Linked DNA regions of Homo sapiens: region 2 is linked to region 1. The links are chromatin loops, found by intact Hi-C in ENCODE. Cell type or tissue: CD4-positive, alpha-beta T cell. All regions are shown on one strand. Links, peaks and the distances in the headings refer to the core of each region. The heading gives the core; the rest is flanking DNA. Region 1 overlaps ITGAM (integrin subunit alpha M). Region 2 overlaps ITGAX (integrin subunit alpha X).

Region 1 (5,385 bases), core at 132-5,131:
CCAACCCAAATGTTCAACAATGATAGACTGGATTAAGAAAGTGTGGCACATATACACCATGGAACACTACGCAGCCATAAAAAAGGATGAGTTCATGTCCTTTGTAGGGACATGGATGAAGCTGGAAACCATCATTCTCAGCAAACTATCGCAAGGACAAAAAACCAAACACTGCATGTTCTCACTCATAGGTGGGAATTGAACAATGAGAACACATGGACACAGGAAGGGGAACATCACACACCAGGGACTGTTGTGGGGTGGGGGGAGGGGGGAGGGATAGCATTAGGAGATATACCTAATGCTAAATGACGAGTTAATGGGTGCAGCACACCAACATGGCACATGTATACATATGTAACAAACCTGCACGTTGTGCATGTGTACCCTAAAACTTAAAGTATTATAATAATAAAAAAGAAAAAGAAAAGAAATCCAATGAATCAATTAATGCTATCAACAAAGAACATGCAAGAATGTAACATTACATGTAATTTTTGTTTTCAAAAAAGACACTAAAATGCCACTGCATTAAAATGTATTTATTATTTATTATTATTATTTTTGAGACAGGGTCTTGGTCTGTCATGCAGGCTGGAGTGAAGTGGTGCAATCATGGCTCACTGCAGCCTTGACCTCCCAGGCTCATGTGATCCGCCTGCCTCAGCCTCCTAAGTGTCTTTGACTGCAGGTGTATGCCACCATACCTGGCTAATATTTAAATTTCTTTTGCAGTGACAGGGTCTGTCTATGTTTCCCAGGCTGGTCTCCAACTCCTGGGCTCAAGTGATCTTCCCACCTTGGCCTCCCAAAGTGCTGGGACTACTGGTGTGAGCCACTGCACTCAGCCGGACTATAATTTATTCAGAACATCTTTAGTGTTCATTCCCAGAGATCTTGATCTGCTCAGTAATGCTTTCACAAGATCGATTATAGCCATCTTTTGCAGTGAATGCTTAGGCTGGTCCGTCCTCCTGTGGTAGTAGGGAGCAGTCTTTTTTTTTTTTTTTTTAAATCTTCATGTTTTTATTTATTTTTTCTTTTTTAAATTACACATTGGGCCAGGCACAGTGGCTCATGCCTGTAATCCCAGCACTTTGGGAGGCCGAGGCGGGCGGATCACGAGGTCAGGAGTTCAAGACCAGCCTTGCCAACATGGTGAAACCCCATCTCTACTAAAAATACAAAAATTAGCTGGGCTTGGTGGCGTGTGCCTGTAATCCCAGCTACTTGGGAGGCTGAGGCAGGAGAATTGCTTGAACCCAGGAGGCGGAGGTTGCAGTGAGCCAAGACTGCACCACTGCACGCCAGCCTGGCAACAGAGCGAGACTCCGTCTCAAAAAAAAAAATTATACGTTAAGTTCTGTGATACATGTGCAGAACATGTAGGTTTGTTACCTAGGTATACAAGTGCCATGGTGGTTTGCTGCACCCATCAACCCGTTGTCTAGGTTTTAAGCCTCACATGCATTAGGTATTTGTCCTAATGCTCTCCCTCCCCCTTGATCCCCACCCCTCAACAGGCTCCAGTGATGTTCCCCTCCCTGTGTCCATGTATTCTCATTGTTCAACTCCCACTTATGAGTGAGAGTATGTGGTGTTTGCTTTCCTGTTCCTGTGTTAGTTTGCTGAGAATGATGGTTTCCAGTTTCATCTATGTCCCTGCAAAGGACATGAACTCATTCTCTTTTATGGCTGCATAGTATTCCATGGTGTATATGTACCACATTTTCTTTATACAGTTTATCATTGATGGGCATTTAGGTTGGTTCCAAGTCTTTGCTATTGTAAATAGTGCTTCAGTAAAAATACATGTGCATGTGTCTTTATAGTAGAATGATTTATAATCCTTTGGGTATATACCCAGTAATGGGATTGCTGGGTCAAATGGTATTTCTGGTTTTAGATCCTTGAGGAATCGCCACACTGTCTTCTACAATGGTTGAACTGATTTACACTCCCACTAACAGTGTAAAAGCATTCTTATTTCTCCACATCCTCTCCAGCATCTGTTGTTTCCTGACTTTTTAATGATCATCATTTTAACTGGCATGAGATGGTATCTCATTGTGGTTTTGATTTGCATTTCTCTAATGACCAGTGATGAGCTTTTTTTTTTCATATGTTTGTTGGCCACATAAATGTCTTCTTTTGAGAAGTATCTGTTCATATCCTTTGCCCATTTTTTGATGGGGTTGTTTGTTTTTTTCTTGTAAATTTGTTTATGTTCCTTGTAGATTCTGGATATTAGACCTTTGTCAGATGGATAGATTGCAAAAATATTCTCTCATTCTGTAGGCTGCCTGTTCACTCTGATGATAGTTTCTTTTGCTGTGCAGAAGCTCTTTAGTTTAATTAGATCTCATTTGTCAATTTTGGCTTTTGTTGCAATTGCTTTTGGTGTTTTAGTAAGGAAGATTTTGCCCATGCCTATGCCCTGAATGGTACTGCCTAGGTTTTATTCTAGGGTTTTTATGGTTGTAAATTTTACATTTAAGTCTTTAATCCATCTTAAGTTAATTTTTATATAAGGTGTAAGGAAGGGATCTAGTTTCAGTTTTTTGCATATGGCTAGCCAGTTTTCCCAGAAGCATTTATTAAATAGGGAATCCTTTCCCCATTTCCTGCTTTTGTCAGGTTTGTTGAAGATCAGATGGTTGTAGATGTGTGGTGATATTTCTGAGGCCTCTGTTCTGTTTCATTTGTCTATATATCTGTTTTGGTATCAGTACCATGCTGTTTTGGTTACTGTAGCCTTGTAGTATAGTTTGAAGTCAGGTAGTGTGATGCTTCCAGCTTTGTTGTTTTGCTTAGGATTGTCTTGGCTATATGGGCTCTTTTTTGGCTGCATATGAAATTTAAAGTAGTTTTCACAAGATCAGCTACAGCCAACTTTTACAGCAAACGGTTAGGCTGTTCCTCCTGTGGTAGTAGGAGGCAGGGTTTTTTTTTTTTTTTTTTTGAGATGGAGTCTCAGTCTGTCACCCAGGCTGGAGTACAGTAGCGTGAACTGCAACCTCTGCCTCCAGGTTCAGGTGATTCTCCTGCCTCAGCCTCCTGAGTAGCTGGGATTACAGGTGCCCACCACCACACCCAGCTAATTTTTGTATTTTTAGTAGAGATGGCATTTCACCATGTTGGCCAGGCTGGTCTCAAACTCCTGATCTCAAGTGATTCACCTGCCTCAGCCTCCCAAAGTGCTGGGATTACAGGTGTGAGTCACCGAACCCGGCCCTCTTTGCCCATTTTTAAATTGGGTTATTTATTTTCTTACTATTGAGTTCTTTATGTGTTATGGATATTAACCATTTATCAGTTGTGTGGTTTGCAAATATTTTCCCCCAGTCTGTAGGTTGTCTCTTCACTCTGTTAATTATTCCTTTATTGTGCAGAAGCTTTTTAGTTTGATGCAATTCCATTTGTCTGTTTTTGTTTTTGTTGCTTGTGCTTTCAGGATCATATAAAAAAATCATTGCCCAGACCAATGTCATGAAGCTTTCCCTCTACGTTTCCTTCTAATAGTTTATAGTGTTAGATCTTACATTTAAGCCTTTAACTCACTTTTTAATTTTTTTATTTTTTAATTTAATTTTATTTTAGATGGAGTCTCTCTCTATTGCCCAGGCTGGAGTGCAGTGGCACGATCTCAGCTCACTGCAACCTCCACCTCCCGGGTCCCAGCGATTCTCCTGCCTCAGCCTCCCAAGTAGCTGGGATTACAGGCCTCCGCCACCATGCCTGGCTACTTTTTTGTATATTTAATAGAGACGGGGTTTCACCATGTTGGCCAGGCTGGTCTTGAACTCCTGATCTAAGGTAATCCACCCGCCTCAGTCTCCTAAAGTGCTGGGATTACAGGCGTGAGCCACTGCACCCGGCCCAGCACTTTTGATTTTTGTATTTGGTTTGAGATAAAGGCTCAGTTTCATTCTTTTGCCTGTGGATATCCAGTGTTCTTAACACCATTTGTTAAAAAGACTGTCCTTTCCCCATTGTATGCCCTTGGCACCTTTGTTGAAAATTAGTTGATTGTTGGCCGGGCGCGGTGGCTCATGCCTGTAATCTCAGCACTTTGGAAGGCTGAGGCGGGTGGATCATGAGGTCAGGAAATCGAGACCGTCATGGCTAACAAGGTGAAACCCCGTCTCTACTAAAAATACAAAAAATTAGCCGGGCGCGGTGGCGGGCGCCTGTAGTCCCAGCTACTCGGGAGGCTGAGGCAGGAGAATGGCGTGAACCCGGGAAGCAGAGCTTGCAGTGAGTCGAGATTGCGCCACTGCAGTCCGCAGTCCGGCCTGGGCGACAGAGCGAGACTCCGTCTCAAAAAAAAAAAAAAAAAAAAAAAAAAAAAAAAAAAAAATTAGCCAGGCATGGTGGTGGGCACCTGTAGTTCCAGCTACTCGGGAGGCTGAGGCAGGAGAATGGGGGAACCTGGGAGGAAGAGGTTGCAGTGAGCCTACATCATGCCACTGCACTCCAGCCTGGGTAACAGAGCAAGACTCCGTCTGGAAAAAAAAAAAAAAGAAAAGAAAATTAGTTGATTGTAAATGCATGGGTTCATTTCTGAGCTCTGTATTCTGTTCCATTGGTCAATGTCTCTGTTTTTATGTCAGTGTCATGCTGTTTTGCTGAGTATACCTTTGTGGTGTATTTTGATGTCAGGTAGTGTGATACCTCTACCTTTGTTGTTTATGCTCAAGATTGTCTTGGATATTTGAGGTCTTTTGTGACTTCATATTAATTTTAGTATTGTTTTTTCTATTTCTGTAAGAAATGCCATTGGGATTTTGGTAGGAATTACATTGACTCTATCGATCACTTTGAATAGTATGGACCTTTAAAAATATTCTTTCAATCCATAATATGGGATATCTTTCCATTGATTTTTGTCTTAACTTTCTTTCGTCAATGTTTTATAGTTTTAGTGTGCATATTTTTCACCTTCTTGGTTAAATTAACTTGTAAGCATTTTATTTTTTGATGCCATTGTAAATAGGATTAATTTCTTTTTCAGATAGTTTGTTGTTAGTGTATAGAAACAAATAATTTTTGTATGTTCATTTTGTATTCCATGACTTTACTAAATTTGTTTATTAAATTTGATAACTTTTTCGTAGAGTATTTATAACAAGTTTCTTATATATAAGATCATGTCAATTGCAAACAGGGACAATTTTTTTTTCTTTATTTCTAACTTGAATGCATTTCTTATCTTTTTCTTGCCCAATTGCTCTGGCTAGGACTTTCAGTACTGTGTTGAAATAGAAGTGGTGAGTGTGGGCATCCTTGCCTTGTTCCTAATTTTAGTGGTAAAATCAAATTTTCACCACTGGGTATGATGTTAACTAGACACTTTTTTTAATGTTCTTTATCATGTTGATGTAA
Region 2 (5,385 bases), core at 282-5,281, 54 kb after region 1:
TGGTGATACTAATAGAACCAACCTTATTGAGCTGCTGCTGTGAGGATTAAATGAGTTAGTATGCATGAAGTGCCTGGCACACAATAGGTATCATGTTGTTATAATCTGTTTTAATTATCATTAAGATAGTTTAACAACTGGCCAGGCGCGGTGGCTCCCGCCTGTAATCCCAGCACTTTGGGAGGCTGAGGCAGGCAGATCACTTGAGGTCAGGAGTTCCAGACTAGGCTGGCCAACATGGGGAAACCCCGTCTCTACCCAAAATACAAAAATTAGTTGTGCGTAATGGCGCATGCCTATAATCCCAGCTACTTGGGAGGCTGAGGCAGGAAAATGGCTTGAACCCAGGAATCGGAGGTTGCAGTGAGCTGAGATTGCGCCACTGCACTCCAGCCTGGGTGATAGAGTGAGACTCCATCTCTAAACAAACAAACAAACAAAAAACACATAGTTTAACACCTGAAGGGGAATCTAAAGAAGAGGGTGAAAGACTGTTGAGAATAACAAGGGCCCACGTGTTGTCATGAAACTGCAAACAGTTCGTACCAATTCCCACAACCCATCACATGCAGGCATACCTTGTTTTATGCGCTTTGCAGATACTGCATTTTTTACACGCTGAAGGTATGCAGCGACCCTGCACTGAGCAAGTCTATCAGTGCTGTTTTCCCAGCTGCATGCACTCACTTTGTGTCTCCGTGTTACTTTGGTAATTCTCACAATGTTTCAAACTTTTTTGTAATTATCATGTCTGTGATGGTGATCTGTGATCAGTGATCTTCGATGTTGCTATTGTCCTCTTTTTGGGGCACCATGAAGCACGTCCGTATATGAAGGCGAACTTCATAAATGTGTGTGTTCTGACTGCTCCACCACTGATAGCTCCCCTGTCTCTCTCTCCCTCTCCTGTGGCCTCCCTATTCCCTGCAATGCAATGATATTGAAATTAAGCCAAATAATAACTCTACAATGGTCTTTAAGTGTTCAACTGAAAGGAAGAGTCACATGTCTCTCACTATTTATTTATTTATTGAGGCAGGATCTCACTCTGTCACCCAGCCTGGAGTACACTGGTGTGATCTTGGCTCACTGAAACTTCCCCCTCTGGGGTTCAAGTGATTCTCCTGCCTCAGCCTTCTGAGTAGCTGGCATTACAGGTGGGTGCCACCATGCCTGGCTAATTTTTGTGTTTTTAGTAGAGATGGGGTTTCACCATGTTGGCCAGGCTAGTCTGGAATTCCTGACTCTAAGTGATCTGCCTGCCTTGGCCTCCCAAAGCACTGGGATTACAGACGTGGGCCACCACGTCTGGCCACATATCTCTCACTTTAGATCAAAACCTAGAAATGATTAAGCTTGGTGAAGAAGCCATGCCAAAAGCCAAGATGGGCTGAAGGCCTTTTGCACCAAACAGCCAAATTCTGAATGCAAAGAAAAAGTTATTGAAGGAAATTAAGAGTGTTACTCCAGTGAACATATGAATGATAAGAAAGTGAAACAGCCTAATTGCTGATATGAAGGAAGTCTGAGTGATCTGGATAGAAGATCAAACCAGCCACAACATCCCCTTAAGCCAAAGCCAAATCCAGAGCAAGGTCCGAATGCTCTTCAGTTCTATGAAGGCTGAGAGACGTGAGGAAGCTTCAGAAGAAAAATTGGAAGTCAGCAGAGGTGGAAGTCAGCAGGGTTCATGAGGTTTAAGGAAAGAAGCAATCTCCACAACATAAAAGTACAAGGTGAAGCAGCAAGTACAGATGGAGAAGGCGCAGCAAGTTCTCCAGAAGATCTCTGATGAAGGTGGCTACACTCAACAACAGGTTTTCAGTGTAGATGAGATGGCCTTCGATGGAAGAAGATGGCATCTAGGACTTTCAGAGAAGTCAATGCCTGGCTTCAAAGCTTCAAAGGACAAGTTGACTCTCTTGTTAGAGGCTAATGCAGCTGGTAGGACTTCAAGTTGTAGCCAGTGGTCATTTACCATTTGGAAAATTCCAGGGCCCTGAAGAATGATGCTAAATCCACCCTTCTTGTGCTCTAGAAATGGAACAAAGCTGGGGTGACAGCACATCTGTTTATAGCATGCTTGACTGAGTGTTTTAAGCCCATTCTGGAGACCTGCTGCTCAGAAAAATAGATTTCTTTCCAAAGTTTGCTGCTTATTGACAGTGCACCTGATCACCCAAGAGCTCTGATGGAGATGTTCAAGGAGATTAGTGTTGTTTCCATGCCTGCAAACACAACACCCATTCTGCAGTCCATGGACCAAGGAGTAATTTCGACTTTCAAGTCTCATTATTTCAGAAATACATTTCATAAGGCTATAGCTGCCATAGATAGTGATTCTTCTGATGGATCTGGGCAAAGTCAATTGAAAACCTTCTGGAAAAAAATTCACCATTTTAGATGCCATTAAGAACATTCATGATTCATCAGAGGGGGTCAAAATATCAACATTAACACGAGTTCGGGAGAAGCTGATTCTGATTCTCATGGATGACTTTGAGTGGCTCAAGGCTTCAGGGGAGGAAGTGATTGCGGATGTGTGGAAATAGAGAACCAGAATTAGAAGTGGAGCCTGAATTGCTGCAGTCTCATGATGAAACTTGCACAGATGAGGACCTGCTTCTTACAGATGAGGAAAGAAAGTGTTTTTTTTTTTTTTCAGATGGAATCTATTCCTGGTGAAGATGATATAAATATTGTTGAAATGACAACACAAGATTAAGAATATTACATAATCCCAGCACTTAGGGAGGCTGAGGTGGGCAGACCACCTGAGGTCAGGAGTTCAAGACCAGCCTGGCCTACATAGGGAAACCTCTCTACTAAACATCTCTACTAAAAAAATTAGCTGGGTGTGGTGGCAGATGTCTGTAATCCCAGCTACTCAGGAGGCTGAGGCAGGAGAATCGCTTGAACCCCTCAGGCAAAGGTTGCAGTGAGCCGAGATCACACCACTGCACTCTAGCCTGGGCGACAGAGTGAAAGTGTGTCTCAAAAAAAAAAAAAAAAAGAATATTATATAAACGTAGTTGATAAATCAGCATAGAATTTGAGAGAATTGACTCCAACTTTCTTTTTTTATTTTTTATTTTTTATTTATTTTTTTATTTTTTATTTTTTTTATTGATCATTCTTGGGTGTTTCTCGCAGAGGGGGATTTCGCAGGGTCATAGGACAATAGTGGAGGGAAGGTCAGCAGATAAACAAGTGAACAAAGGTCTCTGGTTTTCCCAGGCAGAGGACCCTGCGGCCTTCCGCAGTGTTTGTGTCCCTGGGTACTTGAGATTAGGGAGTGGTGATGACTCTTAACGAGCATGCTGCCTTCAAGCATCTGTTTAACAAAGCACATCTTGCACCGCCCTTAATCCATTTAACCCTGAGTGGACACAGCACATGTTTCAGAGAGCACAGGGTTGGGGGTAAGGTCACAGATCAAGAGGATCCCAAGGCAGAAGAATTTTTCTTAGTACAGAACAAAATGAAAAATCTCCCATGTCTACTTCTTTCTACACAGACACGGCAACCATCCGATTTCTCAATCTTTTCCCCACCTTTCCCCCCTTTCGATTCCACAAAACCGCCATTGTCATCATGGCCCGTTCTCAATGAGCTGTTGGGTACACCTCCCAGACGGGGTGGTGGCCGGGCAGAGGGGCTCCTCACTTCCCAGTAGGGGCGGCCGGGCAGAGGTGCCCCTCACCTCCCGGACGGGGCGGCTGGCCGGGCGGGGGGCTGACCCCCCCACCTCCCTCCTGGACGAGGCAGCTGGCCGGGCGGGGGGCTGACCCCCCCCCCCACCTCCCTCCCGGACGGGGCAGCTGGCCGGGCAGAGGGTCTCCTCACTTCCCAGTAGGGGCGGCCGGGCAGAGGCGCCCCTCACCTCCCGGACGACTCCAACTTTCAAAGAAGCTCTACTGTGGCCAAATGTTATCAACCAGCATCGCATGCTCCAGAGAAATTTCATGAAAGGAAGAGTCCATCCAGGCAGCAAACTTCCTCACGGTCTTATTTTAGGAAATTGCCATAGCCACCCCAACCTCCAGCAGTTGCCACTGTGATCAGTCAGCCGTGTCACCATCAGGCAAGACCCTCCACCAGCAAAAAGATTATGCCTTGCTAAAGGCTTAAACGATTGTTAGCATTTTTTACCAATCAAATATTTTATTTTTATTTTTGAACTTTTAGATTTAGAGGGGGTACACCTAGCCTTTCTAGACTCCCTCAGTAATTGGTAAATTTCTCTTTTTATTTTGTTATTATTCCTTTTTTTCTTTTCTTTTTTTTAATTTTTATTTTTTAGAGACAGAATCTCATCATGTCACTCAGGCTGGAGTTCAGTGGCGCAATCATAGCTGACTGCAGCCTCGAACTCCTGGACTGAAGAGATCCTCCTGCCAAAGACTCCTGAGTAGCTGGGACCACAGGCACAAAGCCAGTGTGCCCTGCCCATTATTATTACCTTTTTTTTTGAGACAGAGTCTCGCTCTGTCACCCAGACTGGAGCACAGTGGTGCAATCTCCGCTCACTGCAACCTCTGCCTCCCGGGTTCAAGTGATTCTCCTGCCTCAGCCTCCTGAGCAGCTTGGATTGCAGGTATGTGCCATCATGCCCAGCTAATTTTTGTTTATTTAGTAGAAACGGGGTTTCACCATGTTGGCCAGGCTGGTCTGGAACTCCTGACCTCAGATGACCCACCCGCCTCGGCCTCCCAAAGTGTTGGGATTACAGGTGTGAGCCACCGCGTCCAGCCATTATTATCACTTTTAATGGCTGCTAGTTCCAGGGTGCACAGAGATTTAAAGGGCACATTCTTCCAGGGATTGGGCATAACATGAGCACTGGGAATGAAGGTGATAGGTTCTACAGGGGAGGCAGTGCCTGGGAGGGTGGATCTGGGTGTGGGTGCGACCACTCCCTACCCCACCGCGGCTTTTTCTTGTCCTTTGAAGAGACAGAGTGACAGCAAGAAACAAAAAGGGGACTTGGGCCTGGGGTTGGACGGTCTGGTGTTAGGTCTGCAGTCAGCCTCTTAAAGGCTACCTGGGGTTGACACTGTCCCCAACCTCTCTCCTGCATCTTTGCAACGAGGGAGGTGAGGTTGGACAAACTCTGAGGTCCCTTTCAGCCTTAATACTCATTGTGATATATTATTGACTGCTGGCTGTATCCTGGGTGCTGTTCTAAGAACCGTAGGAATTCCTCTCCTGAGCATGGCTAAACTCTGAGCTAATAGTATCATTATATGAAAGATGAGGAAACGGAGGCACAGACAGATTGAGTCCTTGCCCACGGCCTCGTGGCTCATACGTGGAGGAGTCAGAATTGGAACTAGAGACTGATCGAATGAATGACACTCGGGTCACCAGGACACCCTTCCTATC

Evidence for each region. Hi-C counts contacts between places; a loop is a spot of excess contacts. Peaks named below come from ENCODE experiments on the same cell type or tissue, not always from the same donor. Only the 100,000 strongest peaks of a DNase experiment are listed, where the experiment ranks them.
Region 2: it touches region 1 in a loop (2.1-fold over the local background); 6 of 110 quality-filtered maps call a loop at or near these places.

What each region holds. Positions count from the first base shown.
Region 1 is chr16:31,311,879-31,317,263 of GRCh38, forward strand. All of the region lies in intron 14 of ITGAM (integrin subunit alpha M), which reads left to right. Among named protein-coding and RNA genes, the nearest start is that of ITGAX, 41 kb to the right of the region's middle. In CD4-positive, alpha-beta T cell, for the core only: no CTCF peak of the experiment used is centred there; no DNase peak of the experiment used is centred there.
Region 2 is chr16:31,365,502-31,370,886 of GRCh38, forward strand. All of the region lies in intron 14 of ITGAX (integrin subunit alpha X), which reads left to right. Among named protein-coding and RNA genes, the nearest start is that of ITGAX, 13 kb to the left of the region's middle. RefSeq lists an enhancer at 3,058-3,664. In CD4-positive, alpha-beta T cell, for the core only: no CTCF peak of the experiment used is centred there; a DNase peak (open chromatin) is centred at 2,540.